Regions from separate parts of the Mus musculus genome. Here regions 1 and 2 are each linked to region 3. Evidence: chromatin loops called from intact Hi-C (ENCODE). Cell type or tissue: heart. All regions are shown on one strand.

Evidence for each region. A loop is a pair of places that touch in the nucleus more often than their neighbours do. Peaks named below come from ENCODE experiments on the same cell type or tissue, not always from the same donor. Only the 100,000 strongest peaks of a DNase experiment are listed, where the experiment ranks them.
Region 1: it touches region 3 in a loop (3-fold over the local background); 11 of 42 quality-filtered maps call a loop at or near these places.
Region 2: a loop joins it to region 3, with 3 times the contacts of the local background. A loop is called at or near these places in 11 of 42 quality-filtered maps.

What each region holds. Positions count from the first base shown.
Region 1 is chr1:20,947,272-20,955,271 of GRCm38, reverse strand. It overlaps Efhc1 (EF-hand domain (C-terminal) containing 1), which reads right to left and starts at 3,646. Exons shown (of 11, transcript NM_027974.1): 1 at 3,476-3,646. The coding sequence starts at 3,538. The region is part of intron 1 of Gm51618 (a long non-coding RNA gene); the gene reads left to right. In heart, a CTCF peak has its summit at 3,768; a DNase peak (open chromatin) is centred at 3,751; H3K4me3 peaks cover 1,362 bases; H3K27ac peaks cover 1,694 bases.
Region 2 is chr1:20,935,360-20,943,359 of GRCm38, reverse strand. Paqr8 (progestin and adipoQ receptor family member VIII) reads right to left here. Exons shown (of 3, transcript NM_028829.4): 3 at 3,710-8,000. The coding sequence ends at 7,672. The region is part of intron 1 of Gm51618 (a long non-coding RNA gene); the gene reads left to right. Among named protein-coding and RNA genes, the nearest start is that of Efhc1, 12 kb to the left of the region's middle. In heart, a CTCF peak has its summit at 4,134; a DNase peak (open chromatin) is centred at 3,039; H3K27ac peaks cover 316 bases.
Region 3 is chr1:21,076,687-21,084,686 of GRCm38, reverse strand. It overlaps Tram2 (translocating chain-associating membrane protein 2), which reads left to right and starts at 5,462. Exons shown (of 11, transcript NM_177409.3): 1 at 5,462-5,693. The coding sequence starts at 5,574. In heart, CTCF peaks have their summits at 4,068 and 5,131; DNase peaks (open chromatin) are centred at 5,236 and 6,876; H3K4me3 peaks cover 2,555 bases; H3K27ac peaks cover 2,178 bases.

The DNA of each region.
Region 1 (8,000 bases), 130 kb after region 3:
CTAAACTACCATACCTTAAACTTCTGCTTTAAGAGTACATTTAAAAAATTATGTGGATGTGTGTGTGAGTGCAGATGCCCTCAGATCTCCTGGATGGTCAGGTGGCCATGAGCCACCCATTATGGGTGCTGGGAATTGAACTTGAGTTCTCTGCAAGAGCAGATCTTGCTTTTAAATGCTGAGCCACCTCTGCAGCTCCAAATGTTGGCTTCTTAGCATCACAAAACGTACATCAACATGTTTTGCTGCATGAAAAAGCTTTGTTTTTTAAACTGAAGCACTTGGGTCAGGAGCAAGGAGGGAAGTAGAAACCATCTAAGGTTAAAATAGAACAGCCCTGCTCTGTGATGTCCGATTCGCCTCTACCATACCACTTCATCTGTATTCTATTTTTATTTTTGCTAATTTTGTTTTTCTTCTCCGGAGATCATGAGTCATGACCTTTTCTGAAGTTCACCTGAAGCAACAACTCTTCTTATTATATTGACACTGATACATTCATATAAGCCTTTGAAAAGCAGCTTGCCGGCATATATGTGAACTCCCAGCAACCCTGTCCTTACACATTGATTTTTAAAATACATTCCCAAATTATGGGAAATAATAATATGCTTGAAGCTGACAAAGATATGTGCCATAATAGTGACAAAGATATGTGTGTGCCTATGATTCTTAAATGTTGAAAACAATCTAAACAGCACACATGAGGAAGAAAGGAAACAATGGAAATTTCACGTAGTGGATTGTTATGCCAGAATTGAAATGCTTCTAAATACCATGCAGCAGCCTGGTAAAGTATCTACATTTATTAAGAAAAAAAAAGCATCGTATAAAATTATATCAATACACTATAATTATAAGCATACAAACTGGAGTTGGTAAACATCTGAACTAAGTGTTTCTAGATTATGTTCCTTTTCTGCATGAATACGCATTTGTTTGTTATCAGAAATAGAAAAAAATAGATAAAGGAGGAAAGCAAAATTAAGGTTATAGCAATTCAGTGGGGGGTTATGTTCTTTGTGGGGTCACTCTCAAATTGTCCACATGCAATATGGTTAACATGTTATGCATACATGATTTACAAATAATCATAAACTTTATTTTTATTAAGAATAGAGAGAATAACTTGACTATCTCTCAGTTTCCTTGGAGTCTAGCCTATCCTTCCCTCCTCTCTTATGGTCTCTACTACCATAAAAGGTCTAGTGGTCTGGACTGAAGTATGTCCAAGACACTTCATCTTTCCATATAAATATTTAAAGTCTGGCACTCCTACCCACACTTGTAGAATCTCACAAATCAATTGAGCCTTTCCTCGAGGGTATCGACCAAGCACCTGAACTTCTGTTGTTGCTGGGCTTTGATGCGAGCTGCGCATTCCTGTACACACATGCACATATAATCCACACTTGCAGATACCAAATGTGTTAGCTGACGCTACACAGCATATGACAATGTCTACAAGTTTTAGATCATATAAAAATTTAAAAGTTCATTAAAACAGAAAATCTATGATGCTGGCCAGGCACCATATGCCAGACTTCTTTTAATCCAGTCCTTGAGAAATGGTGGCTAGAGATCATAGTGAGTCTGGGGATAGGCTAAGTTACACAGCAAATTTCAGGCTAGTCGGGTGAAAAGAGAGAGAAACCCTGTCTCAAACAAACAAACAAACAAACAAACAGGAATCACATTGAATGAGCTTGTAGCTTTAAAAGATGACCATCTTAATACAAGACTAGAAGAGAGTCTGAGAGTCTCACCACATTTTCAACTAAAATTGAAATCTGTGTCCCCTAGAAAACAAGTAGATGAAATAATTTGCCTTAAGAAATGGAAAGAGAAATGTAAGAGTCTGAATCATTAAACCGTATAAATACAAATGACCACTGGCTTACCTATGGTCATCGTCACCCAATCTTAATGTTGACTCTTCAGAATTACTTCTGTAACTCTGATAATTTTTTTAAATGCCGAATGCTTTTGAGAGTTAGGGTTGGGAGTGTAGCTCTGTTGTTAGAGTGTTTGTCTGACACAAAGATCTGTCTTTGGTGACCTGCCTGTAACCCCACACTTAGGAGCCCAGAGGATCAGTTCCAGATCAGCCCAGACTATATAGTGTGTGAAGTCAACTGGGACTGCTTGAGACCTGGTGTCGAAAGAAATGAACAAACAGTTAACCTATGTTAGGAGGAAACTAAGAACCCAAATTACTGTTATCACTTGGCTTTGATATGATAGGACGTGTTTGTTGTTGTTGGGGTGGTTTGTTCTGAGCATGTGTGTGTGGGGGGATATGAGTGTATATGCACATGCCTGTTTGCATGTATGTGGAAATACATATGAAAGACCAAAGTTGGCATGGGTAGGCTGCATCAGGTAAGGGTCAGTCTAGCTAAGCGTCTTGCTTGGGTATTAAGGATCTGAACTCCACTCCTCTTATGAGAGCAGCAAGTGCTTTATCCTCTGAGCCACTTCCTTTTCACGAAGCTCCTGTTCTGTCTGGTTTGGATCTGCTGTCGTTTGGAGACAGTGACTAGCTATGTAGCCCAGGCTAGACTCAAATTGGCCACCCGTATGCCTCAGCTTCCTGAAAGCTGAGATTACGAATGTGCATCGCCACCCTGGACTTTATTTAATTTAATATTTAATTTCATCTAGATGATGACTATAAACAGTTGGGGCAAAGGAGTAAAATGCAATCTGAACGGGAGCCCTGTGTGTTGGCATGTCTTTAATCCAAGCAGTCTGCAGGCCGAGGCAGGTGGTTCTCAGGTTCAAGGCCAGCCTAGGCTGCAGACAAGATAAAACAACAACCTCCCCCCCCACACACACACACAGTCTGAAAATGAATCATGTGTGTAAGTACACACACACGGGCTACAGAAAGAGAAACATTAAGTGGTTCATTCCTATGGTTGAGACGGAAGAAATACAAGGAGAGGAGGAAGAATGCTTTACAGAGAAAAACTACAAGAAAACCAGCATGTGGGGGCGGCGGGAGGTGGGGGATTCAATTCTAGGGAAGGCTGTAGCTGGAGAGAAAAGTGACCCTTAACTCAAAAGGCCAGAGACTGGGGTGGGGACCCGTCAGGAAAGGAGTACGTGGAAAAGATGCATACACATAGAGGAAAGGGGTTGAAGGGCAGTGACCCTGAGGATTCAGAAGCGGTGAGACAAATCCAGAATGAGGCTGCTGTGGAGAGACGGTAGGAGAGGATGAAGGCGCTGAGTAGGGTTACAGTGCAGCTGGGGAGAGGCCTGGAGACAGCCTGGGGTAATCGGGCCAGAAGGCAGGTAGATGGGGCAGTAAAGAAAGAACAGGGCCACGGTGAGGACCCAGGAGGGTGAGTGGACTACCAAGAGGCCAAGCAAAATCGGCAGAGGCTGGGATGCGCGAGGACGACGGAGCCTGCGGAATGAAGGAGCGCAGAGGCGAGCCAAGTGGAGAACCCTTCGGGCTGGCCCTCACCGTGGAGTCTGTAAAGGACGAGCCCGGGAGAAAGGGCAGGCCGTGCACCGGGTTGGTCCCCATCGCTGCCCTGCAGCTGCCACCTCGGTTGCCTTTTGCCGCTCGGGTTACCCTGGCAACAAACTGCACTCGCGGGCCTCTCCAGACTCCCTGGTAACGCCAAACACACTAGTCGAGAGAGGGGAGGAGCGGCGGGGAGGAGGGGAGGATGTTAGGGGGCGGGGAAAGGGAGGCGGAGGCCAGGTCTGCGCCTGCGCACAGCACTACTGACTCTAGTGGCCACAGGACGTGGCTAATGGGTGTGGCAGAGGCGGCTCCGCCCCCTTTCTTTCCCATACTTTTCCCTTTCTCCTCAGCCCCCACTTCCTGGCTCCCAGAGGATGCAACCTAGGGGTGGGCTGAAGAAAGCGGATGTTCTTAGGCCTTGGCTCGCGCAGTGAGGTCTGGGATTGGACCACGTCCCTTTAGATCAGTTGTTACAAAGAAGTTCCTTGCTCCACGTTAGTCCTCCCAAGAGCTCAGGCACCCTTTCTCTGGGGAAAGAGCTGCTGTCCTAGTCCAGACACAATGTACAGTGGTTGCTCCCCAGTGAAAGCGCTAAATACTTCAGACTCATCAAATTATGAGGCAAGGGCTGTGGATTAGATTATAATCGACTGCATTTTCGTTGCTCAGACTTGATCCGATTTGAAGCCCCAGTCTTTCCACGGCTTCCTGGTCCCCTCTTAGCTATCTGTTCCACCGTAGATTCCTATAGATTGTGTGCTGAGGTCTCAGAACTTTACTGGGTATCTGTTGACTGAAAAGCTGGAGAGTGCCTACGCCTACCTTAGTCCTTGCTTTATAGCTATAGCATCAGTGATACATAAGAACCACAGAGGAAGAGAGAACCTTCAAAGAGAGACCGAGTCATGAGAAAGAAGTAATTCAGGGGAGTGAAATATTGTCAGGGTCATGTGTACTGCAGAGTATAGCATTTTCTGGACAACTTTTTTTTTTTCCTTTAAAAAAAAAGTGACCCCATTCCTGAAAGATCATCAGGAAAAGAAAGAAACCAAGAGTCTGTCAGCATGGGGAAATAAAAGGGAAGCTAAGATGCCCAGAGATTTTTTTCCATTATGTCTCAAATTTCCTAGGAGTTTGGTCTTTATAACATGTTTTCTGACCTAGGAATTTAGAGAAACGGTAGAGTAGTAAGCCTGAGGGAGAGTATCATGGGTCATTTGCTGCCACCAGTTAAGATGGCAGCTGCATTAGTCAGGGTTCCCTAGAGGAGCAGAACTGATGGAATGAATAAACACATTGATTGATGTTGGCTGTAGGTGCCGAAGTAAATAGAGAAGCTTACCAAGATGCTAAGCCTTCATTTTCTGAAGGGGCAAGAGGGTTCATCCTTCTTGGAAAAGGCTGGCATCCCGCTAGCTCACTCCAGTGACTTTGTTCAAATATTATACAAGCTTAATTGGGGCTGGGAAGGTTCTAGCTACCAAAGTTATCTTGCCTTTGCTGCCCATGAGAGCAGACGAGCCTTTTGATCACTGCTAGCTATAATCAAAAGTAAGAACTCCAGGTTTGCTAGGAGCACCTTAAAACCAAGGTTGGTACAGCTGCAAGCTCTCACATAGGACCAAGTGCAGATTCTCTAGAGAGAGACGACATTTCCTCAGGTTTCAAACAGTCTCAAAATAATTTTTAGCTTCTACTAATTGACCCAAACATAGCGAAGACTTTGCTGAAACATTTCAATTAAATCCAGACATAAAGGTTTTACCATACCTTTCATTTAAAGCCAGACATAAATGCTTTACTGTACCTATCACTACAAACACACACACACACACACACACACACACACACACACAAACACACCACACATGGACACACCATACACACATGAACACACTGGATTTTGGTTTATTAGAGTGCCTTACAGGCTGTCATCCAGCTAGTCCAACAGCTGTCTATCAACCAAGGGTCCAAGAATTCAGTAGTTGTTCAGTACACAAGGCTGGATGTCTCAGCTGGATGTCTTCAGTATATGCCAGAGTCCCAAAGAAGTAGACTCTAATGTCAGTGAAGGAAGGGACTTGCTAGTCAGAGCAAGCAGGCAAAGAGAGAGCCAGCCTCCTCCTTCCACATCCTTTATATAGGCTGCAAGCAGAAGGTGTGGCCCAGATTAAAGGTGGATCTTCCCACCTCACGAGATCTTAAGGGTGCGTCTTCTGACTCCAAATTATTTCATTAAGAAAAATCTCTTACAAGTATATCCAGCCACTTGGGGTTTAGCGAATCCCAGATAGTGTCAGGTTGACAAGCAAGAATAGATACCATATCTGCTTTGCCTTTATGGCTGCTTATCACAGCAAATCATCCTGTGGGTTTCACTAACTGGCATGAAGCTTCAGGGGCCAGGGTGAGAATGCAGTAAGTAACAGCTAAAGATGTTACTGGAGAAGGCTATGCTTAACTCACAAAATTCTTTTCCTGTACTTCTTCCTTTCTCTCTACTATTGTTCATTCATGTCTTCCTCCTCCTCCTCCTTCTCCTTTACCTTCTTTTCTTCTTTTAAGACAGCATTTCATTATGTATTTCTTGCTGACCTCCTGAAATTCTCCACGAAGCCCAGACTTACAGAGATTTGTCTATTTAATTAAAACTTTCAATGAATTGACTAGCATCACAGCAGTTGCTGAAAATTTTAAAAAGTTCCCACCATTGCACCGTCCCCAAGCCAGTGACGAGGATGGCGACTGGGAGTAGTCATGATGAACATCTCAGCCCATCAGCTCCCCGCTCCTCAGTACCTCAAAGCTGCTGGGTATCCAGCATCAGTGATGAGTGACTCACCATGATAGGCTTGTACTCTTGCAGGCCCACGATCTCTCCATTCATATCAGTTCTCCTAAACCCCAGGGCACATAAACAGGCTTGGGAGACTATGGCTGAACAGTCTGGCTGCTCTGGGTCCACCTTCCCTGGTGCAAAGGAGGGAGCTTGTGGGACTGGAAGGGTCAGTCACACCTGAGCCCACTGCTCTGGAGGAATCAGTTTGTGTTTGAGGAGTGGCTTCTGTTCGTGTACTTTTAGAGTAAACCCTACTAGTCAAATGGTCAGCGGAGTGTCTTTTAGTTTACTTTTGTACCACAGAAGGGCATAGGTAGAGACAACTTCCTTGGTCTGTGGCCTTTAAAAATTGCTATCCATTTGGAAAGAGGACATGCCAGGTCGAGTCTCTGCCGTGATTTGAATGTGGTCTGTCCACTGTGGTGCTTATGTTGAGATGTAATTGCTATGGTGATAGTGATCATGGCGCGGAGAGAAGGTTTTGTCTTTGAGGTGACTAGGTCATGGGGCAGCTGCCTTTGTCTGGTGAGCGAGTTGTGAGTAGTTATTATAAGAAAGGGCTGTTATGAAGCAAGGTATCTTTTGCTTGCTTCTTCAACTTTTAAGGACTAGTAGTATGTAGCACATTAATACATAGTAGATGCAGACACCACATTCTTAGATTATCCCAGCCTTCAGAAACTGGAGTCACAACAGAATTCTCTGTTCTCTCTGGTGTGTGCTCGAACATTAGGATCATAGTGCTAGGATCCAGTACTTTGGAGAGTGCAGCAACTTTAAGGCTGAACTGAGCTAAACAGTGAGAGTCTGTCTCAAAAAACCAAACCAAACCAAAACCAAACAACAGCAAATAAGATGGGAAAAAAATGGTAAAAACTGGAGGAAGGGTTTGGGAGCTATGGAATGCTGTTTTGGGAGCATGACATGGCCTTGCGTTCGTGAAGGACAGCAGCTTTAATTTTAAAAAGTATTTTTGCACAAGACATACAAAATTGGACCCATCAACACTCTATCAGAGATGGAGAAGGAGCTCAGAAGGCTGGAAGATGTCTCCCAAGGAACCTGACAGGACAGGGCCTGAAAAGTCCCCTCTAGGGACTATTTAATTTAATATCCATCACTTCTTTGACTCTCTGTGAAGAACTGACTTCATGGTTTTCAATCCCACGGCCTCCCTACTCTTCAGTTGCTAAATTCCCAGGACAAATTCCAAATGGCTGTGTCTGTGTTCTGGATTATCTTGGCGGTGATTTTTGCTATTCTCCTCTTTTCTGCTGGACAGAAATAGCAGGCCTTGAATTCTAGGTGGGGGCAAGAGGGACAACTGGCCAGTGGCATGTCCCCAGAGTACCCTCCCATACTCAATCCCATTATCCTCATTCTCTGGAGCCTCTTATCTTAAAAGAGGACTGACCTTGTCAAGTGTCACACACCTGTGATCCCAGTACTCTGGAAGGGAGGAAAGAGGACCACAAAGTCCAGGCTATGCAGTATGCTGGCTAGTCTTATGTCACCTTGACACCCAAACTAGAGTCATCTGAAAGGATGGAGCCTCAACTGAGAAAATGCTTCCATAAGATCCAACTGTAAGGCATTTTGTTAATTTGTGGTTGATAGAAGAGAGTCCAGTCCATGGCTGGTGATGTCATTTCTAGACTGGTGGTCCTGGGTTCTATTAAA
Region 2 (8,000 bases), 140 kb after region 3:
TTTTTTGTTTTTTTTTTTTTTTGGTTTTTGTTGTTGTTGTTGTTGTTGTTGTTGGTTTTTTTTCCCCATGTATGGGTTTTTGCTTATAGGAATGTCTGTGTGCCATGAGTGTACAGTTCCTGAGGAGGCCAGAAGAGGGCACCAGATTCCTTGGAACTGGAGTTACAGGTCATTAGGAGCCACCACAAGGGTGCTGGGAATTAAACACTTTGTGTGCTATCTGTACTTTCATTTGTCTTGAGTTCCCTAACTGGGGCCAGCAGACATTTATTCACAGCTTCCCATGGATAGTGCAACACAATAGTACACGCATGTATGTGCGAGCACACACACAATTGTGCATGCTCAGGCATGTGAAAGCCAGGGGACAACCTCAGAGCTGGCTACTTCATTTTGAAACAGGATCTCTCTGTAGTTTGGAGATTGCTAACTAGGGTGACTGGCCAGGAAGCCTAGGGGTCCTCCTGTCTCCACACCCCCCCCCCCGCCCCGCCCTGTGCCCAGCACTGGGATTACAAGTGTACAATACAGTACCCATTTTTAATAACATGGGTTCTGGGGATTGAACTCAAGTCTTGGGGCTTGCACAGCAAAGTATCCTTTTGGCATACTTTTTGTGGGACGAGACACAAAACAGTTGGGAATTGAGATGGGAAAGAAAAAGGCACGGTAGGGTTCTCCTGTAGACCTGGGGACCACAGTAACAGAGGATAGGTAAGCAGGCCTGTCTGTGGTTTGGGGACCCTGCTCCCCCTGATGCCTAGGAGAGTCTGTAATAATAGGAACATGGCATTAGAAATGTGGAAGAAAACAAAGAAATTACTCAAGATATAGCAGAACGCCCTCTCTAACTCTGTGTCTCTGAGAGGATGATGCACATCTCATCCCATCCTGGTGGAAAGAAAGCCTTCCCAAATGCAAAGGTGCCCTGCTCTGGAGAGAGATGCTTGGGAGCCCAGAGAGTGGGTACTGGGCTGTGTACAGAACCCAAAGCATTCTGCTCATTGTAAATGGTGGGAGTGACTGCCAGTGGTGTTCGCTGAAGGCAAACAGCCCCAATAGCCAAGCTATGGCATTATTCTTATATCAGAACCAGATTCCAAGAAACAGTATACAGGACATATATTTCTTTAGCTGTCTTTGAGAAAAAGTTGGCTCTGCCTGGAATAACGCTCGCGTTTACATGAATGAGACATGAGATACACTTACAGCATCGTGCCACCCAAAGACATGGTAATTTGAGGCCAGTTCGTGGTTCTTTAAGCAGGTTTATGGTCTAGAAAGTCTTTCTGGGGATTGTAGCTGAATCCTGGTGCTGAGTGCGTATGGAATTTCATCTCTGGTAGCAGCCAGCCCAGCAGTGTCACTCTGAGGAAAAGTGTGGCCAGTGTGTGCAGAAATGCACCAAGAACTGCACACAAAGGTTTGTTTTTCTACTGAGGGAGGGATGTGGAGGGAATCTACATAGCCCCCTTCTCTCGATTTAAAAGCTCTCCTAGTTCACACAAAGACATGGGGGAACATCTTTTTTCCCTATGTTCGCTTGGTTCTGATGGGGAAGAATGGAAACTTCGGATCCAAAGGCCTGAGTTTCTGGAAGACTCCATTACCAAACCAGGTAGTCCTGTGTTAATTTATTGATTTATGCCTCAATTCCTTATTGTAAAACAGGGGCAACAAAAATGGGAAGTACTAACAGGCTTGTTATTGGGGTGTGTGTGAAAGAAATTGAGAGAAAAACTCAGGATTAGTCAAGTGTCATAAAAGCTGGTACAGTTATTTATAGACTCTGCTGGCGAGGTGTCTTTTCATGTCTGCCCAGAAAATTACCCAGAGTGCAATTCAAATGCTAACAGAACGAGAAGGAAATATTTGAAGTCTTTCTAGGAAGCAGAACCCAGCATCCTGAGCTGTTTAAAAATACTCTGGAAACAATCTGCCACCCCCAAATGTGTGCCCACAGGAAGGCAAGAGCTTGCTGGGCCAGGCCCATGAATGGAAGAACCTAACAATAACCTGGTTTTGTGTAAATGGAAGGAAATAGATAATTGATAATTTAAAAAATTAAGAGCGACCAGAACACCCACCCCCACATTTCCTGGTTTCAGTAAAGTCCCCATAAGGGCTTGTGTGCTCCATCCTAACTACCAACCTCTGTCCTCACCATTCTCCTTTCTAAGCTGGCACACTTTGGACAAAACACAGCCAGAGTCCTCACTTCCCTTTCACAGTTGATGGACCTGGGGATGTAACCCAATTGATAAAGCACTTGCCCAGCAATCAGAAAGCCCCGGATTTGACCAGAATCGCTGCATAAGACCTTGCTATGATCACAGCACTCTGGAGTTGTAGGCAGCAGGACCAGAAGTTCAGCTACATAGCAAGTCTAAAGCCAATCTGTGGAACATGAGACTCTGTATCAAAACCATAGGGCTGGCGTGATGGCTTAGCTCTTAAGAGCTGATGGTGGCTCTTGCAGAGGACCTGGGGTCAATTCTCAGCACCCACATGGTGGCTCACAACCACCAGTAACTCCAGTTTCAGAAGATCCAGTGCCCTTTTCTATCTTTCATGGGCCCTATACAAATTGGAAGCACAGGCATACTTAAAGGCAAAACACCACACTCATAGAATAAACCAAACTAAACCAAGCCAAGCCAAACTCACCCTAGCTCTCCCGCTCACACTTCTTCCTGACTTTTTCTCCTGGCACCGATAACACAATGAATACACTTCATCTACTCGGTTTTCTGTTTGTCTACAACTAAGGGTACTGTGTGCTTTCTTTGCTACTGGGTTCCAGGGGCTTAGAGCAAAGCCTGGTACTCGGCAGTCCTAGCTGTTTGCGAGATGACTATCAGTGGATTCACGTACGCAGTTTTCAGGCTGGGCGTGCTGGGCTCGCTGGGCTCGCTGGGCGGGCTGGGCGGGCTGGGCGGGCTGGGCTCCAGCTAAAGGCTCTCTAGCACAGTCCTTGCTGGGCATCTGAGTCTGAGGAGGCATGTCATACAGTTCTCTCAACAGGAGAGCCAGTGCGCCACCTACTTTGTCTGCTAACCTGGCGTCATCAGGTTATGTACATGGCGTAACGTCGGGAGGGGGTGCAATGGAGCTCTTGGCATTCCTGTAAGCTGAACTGAATGAAGACTGCTGATTTCGTACTTTATAAAATGAAAGCAGTCAGTTGCTTAAAAACCTTTAGTTCCTTCCCCTGCCTCCAGGGACTTTTGGATGGCATTAACATACATTTTACTATTCAAAATGGTTTGATAAAACCTTTTTCTTTTCCCTCAAAACATTTGTTATTAAATAGGTCTATGGATTATCTTTTCCTCTCACTTTTCTACATTTTTTTCAATAATCAGATATTGCTTTTAAAAAACAAAATCAAGACAAACAAAAGACCCACCTTTCCACCGATCTTTCTGCACAGCTCCTTGAAAGGCAGGGAACCTTTGTAAAGCTCCACCCTTCTACTCTTAGCTCCTATCTGTCGGAGGAAGCCAATTGCTTGGGCAAGGGACAATCCCAGTGACACATGACGGGGATTTGGGGTTAGGCAAGATTATCAGACAACTTTCACGGAAGAATCAAACACTATTTTCAAAAAAACTCTGTGGATCTGACTTTGTGATCCACTCAGGCTGATTCTGAAGAACACAACAATGTAATTCATAATTTTTATATCTCAAAATAATGTAGGCCAAAATCAATTCAAAATCCAAGATCTTTAATAAGATTGTGATGTAGCTAGGAATATCTACGCAATTATACTGAAATCTGCAGAGAAATCAACTCCACATTTCTTCGAAGGGTAGTTTATTCTGCAGTAGACTTATTTTTCAAAGTTTTTATATCTTCCTAGTTTTAGATAGGTGTAGTGTTCAACCTCTTTCAGTTGGCAGTTGGCAGGCTAAATAAAACCCAGCTTTAGAATGAGCTCTGGGTCCATTACCAACAGGACAAAAATCCATGTGCAAAATCTGATTAATGATTATTCACGTAAGTAGGTTTATAGAGACAGAAAAAAAATCCCACACTTTTTCTTTAACCAAGCAAAACACAGATCTAGCCATGAAGCCTTGGCAACAAGCTCTGAGTGTACTGAGAGTGACAACATCACCCTCTGGAGGATGCAGGTGGAACTACAGAATAGTAACCAAACAAATGGAGGGCGACCGAAACAGGGCTAAACTACCCTCCTGTCAGGGCTCTGAATTCTATTTCAAGCTTCCAGTCTATGGCTTACACTATTGTTATTGAGAGACTTAAGAGCTGAAATTGTAACCCTGACATCTTTAAGAACTTTAAAATTAGTTTTATTAGAATTGGATATGGTGTTGGTGCAGCCTGGAATCCCAGCTCCTTGGCCGACTGCGACAGGAGAATCCATCTGGAGTTCCAGGCCAGCCTGGGATACACAGTGAGGTCCATCTCGAACAAAACAAACACCTTGAACAAGAAACAACAAAAACAGCCTTCACCGTCAAACAAAAGTCAGGATTCTGAAATGAGAAACAAGCCCCCCATGTCCAGTGTATCCTCTTCTTGAACTAAGTGGGGCCTTATATCAACCCACAAGAATCTTATTCATGAGAAAGTATAGATGACTGATGGTTTAATCTTATCAGAGGCGTTTACATATTAATGGGTTGAAAGTCTTAACTAAGAGAGGCAACAACCAAAATTTCTAGTTTTGGAGAGCAAGATAAACTATCTCCCTTATACCTTTTTAAACATTATGCTGATTTTGCAGGGTGACAAACTCCATTGTAAAATCAAGAGGCATGCATACTCCTCTTTACAATTTTTGGTTGTTACTTTTAAACTAGCCTAGTCTTTACCATCCTGATAGGCCCATTTTAATGACACTGTTTGAGGACTCTGAAGAGTTAAAAATCACCCATTTGTGTATGCATTTGTAAAGGCATTTGCATTATTCCAATTAGATACTGGTGTTTTCCCCCCACCTCAGTGCCCTCCCCAAATATCTATTATAAATACACGGTTGCTTGGCCTGGGGTGCACATCAATGGGAGAACTCTTTGTTAACATGTTGCAGGTCTTAGGTTCAAGTCCCAACTCCATAGAAATCACTTTCTTTTTCTTTTTCATCAGTTCCCAAGTCCATAGTTAGCAATAGTTGTATAATTAAACTAGGAACTGAACGCCAGTATCTCACGTTTCTCACGGGCGTCACGGGTGTCACGGGTGTCACGGGTGTCACAGACTTGTGAGGAACAGAGTTCAGCTCGACCCTAGGCTGCAGGACCATTGAATACCACAGATCCCTGTCCACAAGACTCAGAATGCCACACCTTTAGCCCTGCCATGTGGGAGGCAGAGACAGCTTGATTTCTATAGAGTTCTAGAGGTCAAGGTTTGCATGGTCTACATAAGGATTTCCAGGACAGCCTGGGTTATACAGTGAGATCTGATCTCAGGAAAAAGGAAAAAAAAAAATCTTTGTTCACAGATACCACCAGAAGACCGCCTTCCTCATCCCTTTCCTCTCTCACGTTTCCCACCAACTTTTAAAAGAATACAGTCTTTGAATCCACAACAGCAGAACTTCTAACACTTTCTGGTTCCCATTTTAAACAGACCCTCTACTTGGAGCGTTTACACATACACACCCTAAGAAGTCTTTGCTCAGTCCAAACCCGTTCAGTTTTGCTAACATTCCTTGGCATGAACTTGACCTAGACAATCAGAACCTTGGGTCATTTGGCTAGCATAGGCGTTCATCTTCTTGACCATGAATGAACAAGAACCCCATCTAATAAAACAGTGCAGGAGACACATGCTCTCTTGATTTAAAAGCAGCAGGGATACTGCTGCTGACCCCTCTCACATACAGATTAATAGTTGATTGACAGGTCACTCTAGCTTTTGGGGGTTCCTTTTTTTTTCTTGTCCCAAGAACACAAAACAGAAAAATTCCATGTGTGCATATATTAAAATAAAAGAGTTTAGACATTCCCATGTATAAGGCACAAAATTCACAAGTCACTCGCACAAAAAATATATATATAGAAAACAAAGGTTTTAAGACTAGCAAGAGGAGGTTCATTAACTGGAGTTGGAAACTTTAGCTTCCTTTTTTAGTACACAGGGACCTTATAATGATAGGAAGTGCAGCCTGCGAGTAGAGGGCACCTCAGCCCTTCCTCAAACACAGCCTCCTCCACTGGGTTCATGCAGAAGACAGTCCTCGGGGAGAGCTGTGTGGCCAGAACATCTCAGCTGCAAGCACCACTCCCCTCACATCAGGGGCTGGCAGCCATATCACGGACAGTGCCTTCGGCCATCAGGTGCCTCGTTCTTACTCAAGGGACCTTCAGGGGCCAACGACGGTGAGCACACATTCACCCCTCCTAGGACCCATTTTAAGGTTTCTTCTCAAGTCGGAGGTGGAACTGCCTCATGAGGACTCTGAACTGGGGTAGCTGCGTTGGTCCTTCACGGGGCAGCATCTAACAGCAGCTTGAACCTTGGATCTTAGGATCCGCTTGACATAGTCTGCTTTCTCGGAGAACTTTAGAACCATGCTTGTAAAGGAGTCTCTTCAAACCTTCAGACAACCAATCTCCTGACCTGCAAGACAACCCTAAGTGGCTGGCAGTTAATACTGCTGTCCTCAGATATAAACTACAAGGGTCCCATGGGCAGCAGGCAGGCAAGGGTAGCCGTGCTTGCTGGCTGGGTCTCTTGGCAGCTCTTGGCACTGTTAAATCTGTCGATACCTCTGTATTACGCGGGAATCAGCTTCCTGAATGTTCATATGGCTCCAAGCATTTCCTGGAAGGGTAATAGCTTCGGGATTCTTTGTTACCATGCAGACTAGGGATGAGAACAGTAGTACTTCAGGCAAATTGGCCAGCTTAGTTGGTTATCCTGAGAGAAGAACCAGTGGTCGAGACCAGGAATGATAAATTGAATAGTCCATTTTGTCTAAGAGTTTCAAGGAAACTTCTTGAAGATTCTGTTTTTTTCCACCCAAAGCAATCTGAAATCCTGATAAGACAGAGTTCGTTGGTCAGTTTACACAGACACCAAGCCCAGCAGCGCGGAGGGTGGCTGTTCTGTTAGGGCAAGGTTATACTTGGCAGTCCAGTTTAAATATCTGTCTAGTTTCAGGACTACTCTTTGGAAGCTACAACCAGAATTCTGCTCATTGCTCATGGGTGAAGATGGCTCTCCTTAGTTTGGGGTCTCATGAATCTTAGCCAAGATCTCTTCCCAAACAAGGCTATCACCCAGACAGAAAAATGAACGCACTGTTTTAAAACTCTCAAATGGCCTGCATTTGAAATTCCATAGTCATACCATGCCTTTGAAAATACATAATAATTTTGTTTGAGATATGGTATCTATCATGTATCAAAGGCTAGCCTTGAACTCACTATATGTCAGAGGGTGACCTAGAATTTCTGATCTTCCTGCCTGTGCCTCCCCCTGGCTTCTGTGGCCCTGGGAAATCAAACCCTGGGCTTTCTGCATGCTGTATAAGCACTCTCTACCAATGTGAGTTTCATCCTCAGCCCGTAATACATATTAATTTAGAAAAAAAATCAAGCCTGAAAAATAAAAAGTCAACTTCTATTATTGGGTCAAGTTTTCTCCAAGTCACAGTAGCCCACCTCCACACCTTTCCTCATTTGAAGGACCTCAGGAATCTTTCTTAATCAGTCTGTCCTTGACCTTGTGCCTCAGGAGGGTGGCGGTGGCCGCACTGCAGGCAGCTAAAACGAAAAAGGAGAGACAGGCGCTGTACACAGACAGGGGACCGTGGCGCTGGAGGAAGATCTCATGGCGTCCCTGGTAGTCCAGAAGAATGGCCTCCAGCTGGGAGAGCGTGCAGACGGACAGGAAGGCGTGGAAGATTTGATGTCCGTGGCCCACAATGTCACAGGAACCGGGGAAGTACTTCTCGGGGACAGGGCACGAGAAGAAGTATGCGCTGACGAGGAAGAAGAGGATCTGAAGGGTGTGGTACC
Region 3 (8,000 bases):
GTAACCCTGGCTGTCCTGGAACTAGCTCTGTAGACCAGGGGCCTCAAACTTACAGAGATCCACCTGCCTCTGCCTCCCCTCTTAATATTCTCTGTAAGATTATATTTTTTATAACCTACTTTTAATAAGGGTTTTTAAGTGCCTTAACCTCCCTTCTAGCCCACCACCCACCAAACGTAGTGGAAAGGAAAGGTTAATAGGGCAAAGGAGGAGGTGGACCTGTTTAGAAATAGTTCTTGGGAGAGAATTCAGTTTGCATGGTCAGCATATCAGCAGTTCAGTTCACATGAATCAGCAGCGCAGCTCAAATTCACTTGCAAACACCATTCGTAAATCAGCAACAGCCAAGTCCAAGGAAGCGGCAAGAAGCCACTGGAACACCACGAGATTCTTTGGTGGCATTTCTCTCTGTGAAGTCACTACAAATAAATGGTCACCAGCAAAGAATGGCAAGGCAAATGGATACCACACAGCATTGTCAGCGAAGACCAGCATAAGCAAACCCAAAGCCGACCAGCAAAGAAGGCTAAGGTGTACCAATACCACACAGCACCACCCACTGTCTATTGGGTTATATTTTATACCCATTTTAAACATCATGTGTTCTCTCAAGCATCTGCTTTAACAAAACATCACATGCCCCTTTTCCAGACAGCTTACAGACAAATACCATGTGTCTGTTCTCAGAAAAAAAAAAAATCCTCCCATGTGTCTGCTGCAATAAAACATCCTCTCATAAGACAGTTTCAAATACACACACACAGACACACACACATGATATAACTGAGTCTCCAAAAAACCCAAAAATTTCTACTTCAATCCTATTCTTCTTTGAACTCTTCAGAGGATTAACCTACCAGTAAACCTACCATCTTCATTCATGGTCCAATCACCTCTGCATAACAGCAGCAGCCCAGGGGAGGGGGGTGTCAAGCCTTCACTGTGTGACCTTTTTCAGGGGAACACTTTATTCCAAACCATAATACCAGCCTAGAAATGTCACATCGTCCAGTGTGGGGTGAAATTCAGAGGCATGCACATCTAATACAGGCGTACTTGGTGCTACCTGGGAGGTGAGCATATGGTACTCCCAAGGCCTTGAGCCTGCTGCATGGAAACTTAGTAAAGGAAGCAGTACAACTCTCTTCAAGGATGCTTACCTTCCAGGCAAAAGGATGAGACACACAGGCACCAAGGCAAATGAAAACATGGGGATTGGCAACTATCGGGTCCCTAATGGAAAGAGCAAGATCTGTCTAATATAGATAACCTTTGATTGTCTTATTTTCGACATTTTCATGCATTTATACGATGAACTTTAGTCATTTACACCTTTTATTCCCCTCTCCTACCCTTTTTCCTCTCCTGCTGGAACCCTTCTTCCTTACAAGCCTCTGCTGCTTTTGAGTCCTTGTTTTGCATGTGGCCCTCTAGGTTTCATAAGAGCTGCTTGCAAGCATGCTGGGAGGTTATTTTCTGGAGCAAAGGCAACTTACCTGTGGCTACATCACTAAAGAAAATAACACCGGAGACTCAACTACCTTTAGTTGGAATAGTCCCTCCGGGAAGCAATGAGGTCTCATAGCCCCCTCCCCCATTGTAGTAGGTCCAATATTATTAATAGGTCCAATCTTGTTCAGGTCTTGCTTGTGCAGATAACCACAGCTGGGGTAAATTTATGATTGCAACCTCTATGTCATACCCAGAAAATGTCTTTTTTTTTGCACAACTCCCAACCTTGACTCTTACTCAACTCTTTCCATCACCCCCCCCCTCTATGATATTCCCAGAGCTTTAGAGAGGGTGATTAGATCAGCATTGATGCAGTCAAATTGCTGGCAGTCATCACTGGGTTGGCAGAGTGGGGTCCCTGGGGTTTACCTGATATTCTTCGCAAGTAACAGTGCGGTACAGCACCGGGAACTAGGCACGGAGAGACTGATTCCACTGTCTGAGTCCAGGTTCAGCTACCCACTAATTATGTGGCCCCTGGTCATCCATATGTCTTGGAGCATTTGCAAGAAGAGGTTGCCAATTACTGTCATTTTTGCTCACAGGGCACTTGCAAAGTGCAGTGTAAATGTAAGAGGGTTATTGTTCCCTCCACCTCCAGGGGTAACTGAATATCTACCCAGTCTGGGCTCCCTGATCTCTATCAGACTTTTCCTTCTTTTTAAAACAACTGATTTGTTTTGGGCTAGATTCTCTTTTCAGTAACCCTGTCTAGCCAGGAATGTAGTGAGGAGTCCAGGCTGGCTTCAAACACATAGCAATCTTCCTGCCTTAGCCTTTTCATGGCTGATACAGGCATGTTTAAAAAGTTCTCATTGTTTCAGAATAAAGTCACAATCCTTAGCATAGTTCTCAAAATGTCTTAAAAATCCAGCTCTATCTCTCTCCAAATTTATCTTCCCATTTCTGCACCTTCCTCTCTCTCTCTCTCTCTCTCTCTCTCTCTCTCTCTCTCTCTCTCTCTCTCTCCTGTTTTGTTTTGAGAGAAAGTTTACCTAAGTAGCTCAGGCTGGTCTTGAACCCTCAGTCCTTCTGCTCCAACCTCCAGACTGCTGGGATAACACATGAGCACCTCCACACACAGCCTACATACTCTTATCCTTAAAAGGTGTGTCAGCCCAAATTTCCCCCTTTCCTAGACCATGATCAAAATGAGTCTCTACCCTATTTCAAATTATTTGAGCCACCACCACCACCACCCTATTGAACTGTAATGATGTCTTTATCACTGAAAACTACTGCAAGCTCCAACAAATGTGTATTTGTTACCTCTTGGTACAAAACAATTGGCAAGATTTAGTGGCTTAAGATTTCAGATTCTTATTATCTTATCATTGTGGGTCAGGAACTTAGGAGTGGCTTACACTGGCTCGTTCTAACTCAGGGTGGTTTACAGGCTGTAGTCAAGATGCTAGTACAGAACTCATAGGGTTGGACAATCTTCTTCCAAAGTAGCTCCCTCCCAAGCATGAAGTCATTGCTGGCTGCTGGCAAGAGGTCTCAGACACTGCCATGTGAATTCTGCTGTATAAATATATGGCATCTGGCTTGTCCCAGAGAGGCTGATACAAGCTGAAGGAAAACCTAGAAAGACCTTTTAGAACCTAGTATTAGAGGTAAAAACAAAAACAAAAACAAAAACATGATACCATTTTGTGTTAGAAGTAAACCCACCAAGTCAAGCCCACGTTCAAAGGAAGAGGAATTAGCTGGATTGGAAACATATAAAACTGCCACACTTGGATTAGCATGTCTTTCTTCTCAGGAGTTAGTTATGTCTGTCACATGGTAGGTGCTCCAAGGGTATTATGCCAAATGAAATGGCTAATAAACAAGATAATAACAAACTTTGGAAATACACGGGTGATTTGTGGGGGTCACATGTGGAATGATGAAGAAGGGGAGTGGTGAGAATTCTGAGATGAGCCTTTACAGGACTCTGTGGCTGAGTGAATAAGAAAGGCTGGGAATGGGCTTGCAAAACTCCTGCAAAATGCAGGATGCTGTCAATTCTTAGTATTAAGAGTGTGTATTGCAAGCACTGGGAAGTGTTTAACCCATTGTTTGTATTAAAGATGGCCTGGGCAACCTGGACTTAGAAATGGCTGTGATGGCTGAAGGAAGCTTTTGGTGCTCCCTCGGCAGTTGTCAATGTGATGCACCATCAAACATACATCTTAGAATCTTGTGTCTTATTGTTCAACTATTCTGCAAAGGGAAGAGCTATCAGCTGCAAGAGCAATGTCTAAAACATCTCTGCTTTTTCGACTGTTTTATTTATAAATGGGAGGGGTGGTGAGTTCTACTGTTTCCCATGGATTTTGGCCTCAAGTATTAAACGTTAGATTGACACCATTACATATGCGAAGGAAATTCCCACAAATCATTGACCATTAGAACATTTGTACATTGAGAGTCAAGGTGCTCCAGAGTTCTTTACAAGGCTAGGTCCGAATTTCAGAAGAGTCTTGATTGGGGAGACAGCGTAGTGAGTGATAGTCCATGCTGTGCAAATACTAGGACCTGACTTGGAATCCGCAGAACCCATGTAAAAGTTGGCCACAAGGGGCATTTCTACTGGGAGATGGGAGGAGCTAGAGGAGCAGCTAGCCTGGCCTACCTAGTGGAAAAGTCAACACAAAGAGAGACCTTGGAACAAACCAGGTGGAAGGTGAGGCCTGACACCGGAGGTCACTGGGGCGAAAATACATAAATATGTGAGCTCATGCATGTGCAGCCCCTATATGTCATAAACTGTACGCACGTGCACGCACGCACGCACGCACCGGTCTTAACTTTAAACAAAGGTTAGTCCAATATAGGCATTAATGCCCCCCGCCCCGCCCGTGGAGTTAGAAGCCCTAGGGCTGTCTGTTAAATAGTGCACAGTTTAGAATACAGGAGATAAATTTCTTTAAGGAACTTCATTCAGTTCTAGTTACCTTCAGACTGCTATTTTTGCAAACTCGTAACCGTGAAACTAATTTTAAAAAAAGAAAAGAAATTAAACAGTCCTCTGTTCATTTTGCATTTCTGTACATTTAGAAGCGATTATTTGTTCCTTCATTACTGGCAGGATTAAATCCAATATTTGCTAGTATAATTTATTTTAAAAGACCTTTTGTCCTTCCGGAAGTAATTTTGAAACTTAATATTAAATGGAAACGTTGGGTGAGGATCTTTTTTTTTTTTTTTTTTTTTTTTTATTTCTTCAGTGTTTATTCTTCCACTTCTGATCAATTAATATTGAAGGTAGTGAGCCCTGAAAAACCAATTCTGGGCAGTACCTGGCCTTTTAAGTGAAGGAGTAAAACGCGGGGTACCTGCACGCCCTTGCAAAGTAGGCTCTACTAAGGCAAGGCCTTGGGGTAGCTGCTGAAGGTTCTGAGAGGTTGAACCTACACTGTGCAATCCTTCAGACACAGGAGTAGCCATGCATTCATTTAAGATCCAGCGCAGGGCTGGGGCCAGTCCACAGGCCGGCACGAAGCTTCCCGCCCCGGGCCCTTCCTGCAGAGGAAGAAGCTGGGCGCTAGGAGTGGGATCCCGGCCCACTTCCTGTCCAGCAGCTCGGGAGCCGCTTCCTCTCAAAGCCGGAGGACAGGGCTTCCATTCCCGCGTCTCAGCGAGGTTCACGGAAGAGTGTACCCCCGGTGGAAGCCGCAAGCACCGGTAGCGAGCGCGGCACAAGGGTTAGGCGCGCCGGGCTCGCCCAGGAGGCGTGGCCGGTGGCGCTGGCCAAAGGGCTTGAGGGCGGGGCGGATGGAGGAAGGGGGTGTGGCCAGAGGCGCGCGCCTTTGCGGCCTGGGGGCGGGGCGGACGGAGGAAGGGGGTGTGGCTAGAGGCCCGCGCCTGTGCAGCCGCTGCGGGGCGAGGGCTGTGGCCGGGGGCGGTTCCGGGCGGCAGGCCGGGGCGGGGCGGGCAGAGGAAGGGGGCGGGGCCCGAAGTTGTTCCGCGCTGGGCTGCGGGGCTGGCGTGCGGACCGGGCCGGGCCGGAGAAGTTTTCGCTGGGGCTGCTGAGCGAGGGTGCGGGCCCCCGCAGGCGGTGAACGCCCGCTGCCATGGCTTTCCGTAGGAGGACGAAAAGTTACCCGCTCTTCAGCCAGGAGTTCATCATCCACAACCATGCAGACATCGGTTTCTGCTTGGTGCTCTGCGTCCTCATCGGGCTTATGTTCGAGGTGAGTAGAGCGGGGAGGGGGTGCTGCAGGGGTTGGCGGTCCTAACTCCCGTCCTCCGAGGCGCAGACAGGGATTCCCGGACCTCATCTGGGCTGGAGCGCGCCCGGCTGGGATGTCCCGCACGTTATCTGCACCTCTGGCTTTGTGCACTGTATCCACTCTGGCCTGGACCTAAGAGAGTCCAGACAGCACCCCTAACTCCTAGCTGTGCGGGCCGTGCCATGCTCTGTCGCCCCCCTTGGACACCCACCACATCCTACAACTCTATCTGAATCTCAGAAACCCATACCTGGCCTCGAACCAATTGCAGAGCTGCCTTCCTGGCCCTATGGTTGGGGTTTCCTTTCTGGCGACTTGGTGCCAATGTGGGAAACTCCTAGACCAGCTGTAATTGCACAATCCCCCCTCCTTCTCTCTAGTGGGGGCCTCCAGATCTTCTAGGCTTTTCTAGTGGAAGGGACCCTAACCCTCTCCACCTCTCTTGTGGCTTTCTGGAAGTTCTTCATCCTAACCTCTGGAGCTTGCTCCAGGTGTTCACATGTGGCCCTGGCTCCATCCCAGAGGGACCTTCTGCTACCAACCTCTCTTTAAATATGACCTAAAGGGCTAGTTTTAAGATATCCTTTGGCACTTTGAACTGTTCCTGTAGATCTGTGTGAACTGGACCCAGAGCCTCATCCCCTTTGCAGGAGCCAGTAGAGGGATACTCTCTGTGAAAGGTGATTTCCTAGTCGCTGCAGGGATGTGGGGTGGGAACAGAGAAAGGGATCCTGGATTCAGCACTGTGCTGGTGTAGGCCTCAGAGCTGTCTGTGTAAACCACTAAGGGGTCAGAATCCGAGGTCCCTACTCCAGAGTGCTGCAAAACGGTGATATTGAAAAGTGGGAAGGACTTACTATAGTATATATTGTCTCCAGAGCACCATAGGTAATAGGTGACAGTCCCATGGCTTGGGTCGCCTGGTCTTGAGAACACTCATTCCTATCCTCTCTTCTGTGTAAGTTTCCTGATCTGCATTCTACAGGGTAGTAAGAAGGTGCACCATTTAAGAGTTACTTGTCTATCCCTGCATCTACCCATATCTCCCTTATCTACCCATATCTACCCATATGTCCCTGTTACCGACTCAGGACCTATTTGGCTGAAGAACTTGTCCTCGCGCTGGGGCTGTTCTTGGGTTAGCCGGGTCTGAGCTGAATGCATGCTCGTAGCTAGGCTGTCGGGTTTGCAGGAGAGAAGCTGGGACTGGGGCTGGTGTCCACATTCTTCTGGAAATTCTGTCACTTCACTTTCTTCCTCTCCTCCACTCACATTTTCCCTCGACCTCAGTTTCCTCATCATTGAAGAAACCATTAAAACCAACCTTCCTTATGCAGTGATTTATAAAGCTTAAAGCTGAGGTTTTATCCGCAACAAAAGCCATTCTTCCAGCCAAAGAGCTAATCTGTCTCTTGCTCCTGGACCCTTGTTATTATTTAACATAGTGGCTTAATGAGAAGGCAGGGGACCTGCCCTGCTTCACGTTTGCCTCATGTCAATGTGCAGTCCTCCATTCTAAGACGCTTCTCAGTGTCATGCTCCAGTTCTTGCAGGCTAGGGCCAGATCGTCACATGTGTCAATCATAAACCTCATAGCCATGTGTTCCACAGCTGGCCAGAGCCTTGTGCTTAGCTTGTGGCTCTCTGTGGTGTCTCTAGCTTTTGTTGAGAGTTTGGGCTTTACCTGTCTTAGTGTTGTGCAAAAAGAGACGCACAGAGTTTGTACTGCCTCCTTTGTTCCCTGTCTCTAGCCTTCTGGAGTGCTTTGCTTCAGATCAGTGGTAGTCCTTGGAAACTGACAACTTCTGGGATTGTCACTCCTAGTACCTGATGCCAGAGAAAGGACTAAGGTGATGGAAAAAAAAAACAAACTAGCCATTTTCCTTTTCCTTAGGATTAGCCCTAGGGCTGTAGAAAGGACTTGGTTGAGGTGCCAACACACCCGTCTTCCTAGTTCCATCTTCTTCTGTGGTACTTTTAGCCCTATGGAACTTTGAGAGCAGATGTTTCTTTCTGAAGTTGCTTTGAGGGCTTACCAGTCAGAGCTGGTTTAGGAAGAAGGGGGCTTTCCCTTGAATCTCCAGTATCTGGAGCTGAATCTTGATCTATACTGAGTGTGTCTGTTCCTACCTACTATAGAGAGATTTTGTGGTGTGTGTGTGTGTGTGTGTGTGTGTGTGTGAGATCAGCTATCATAGAACGCTGCTATCATTACTAAATGAGAACAGAAACATCCTGGAAAATAGGGGGGTGGGAGGCACCTCAAAC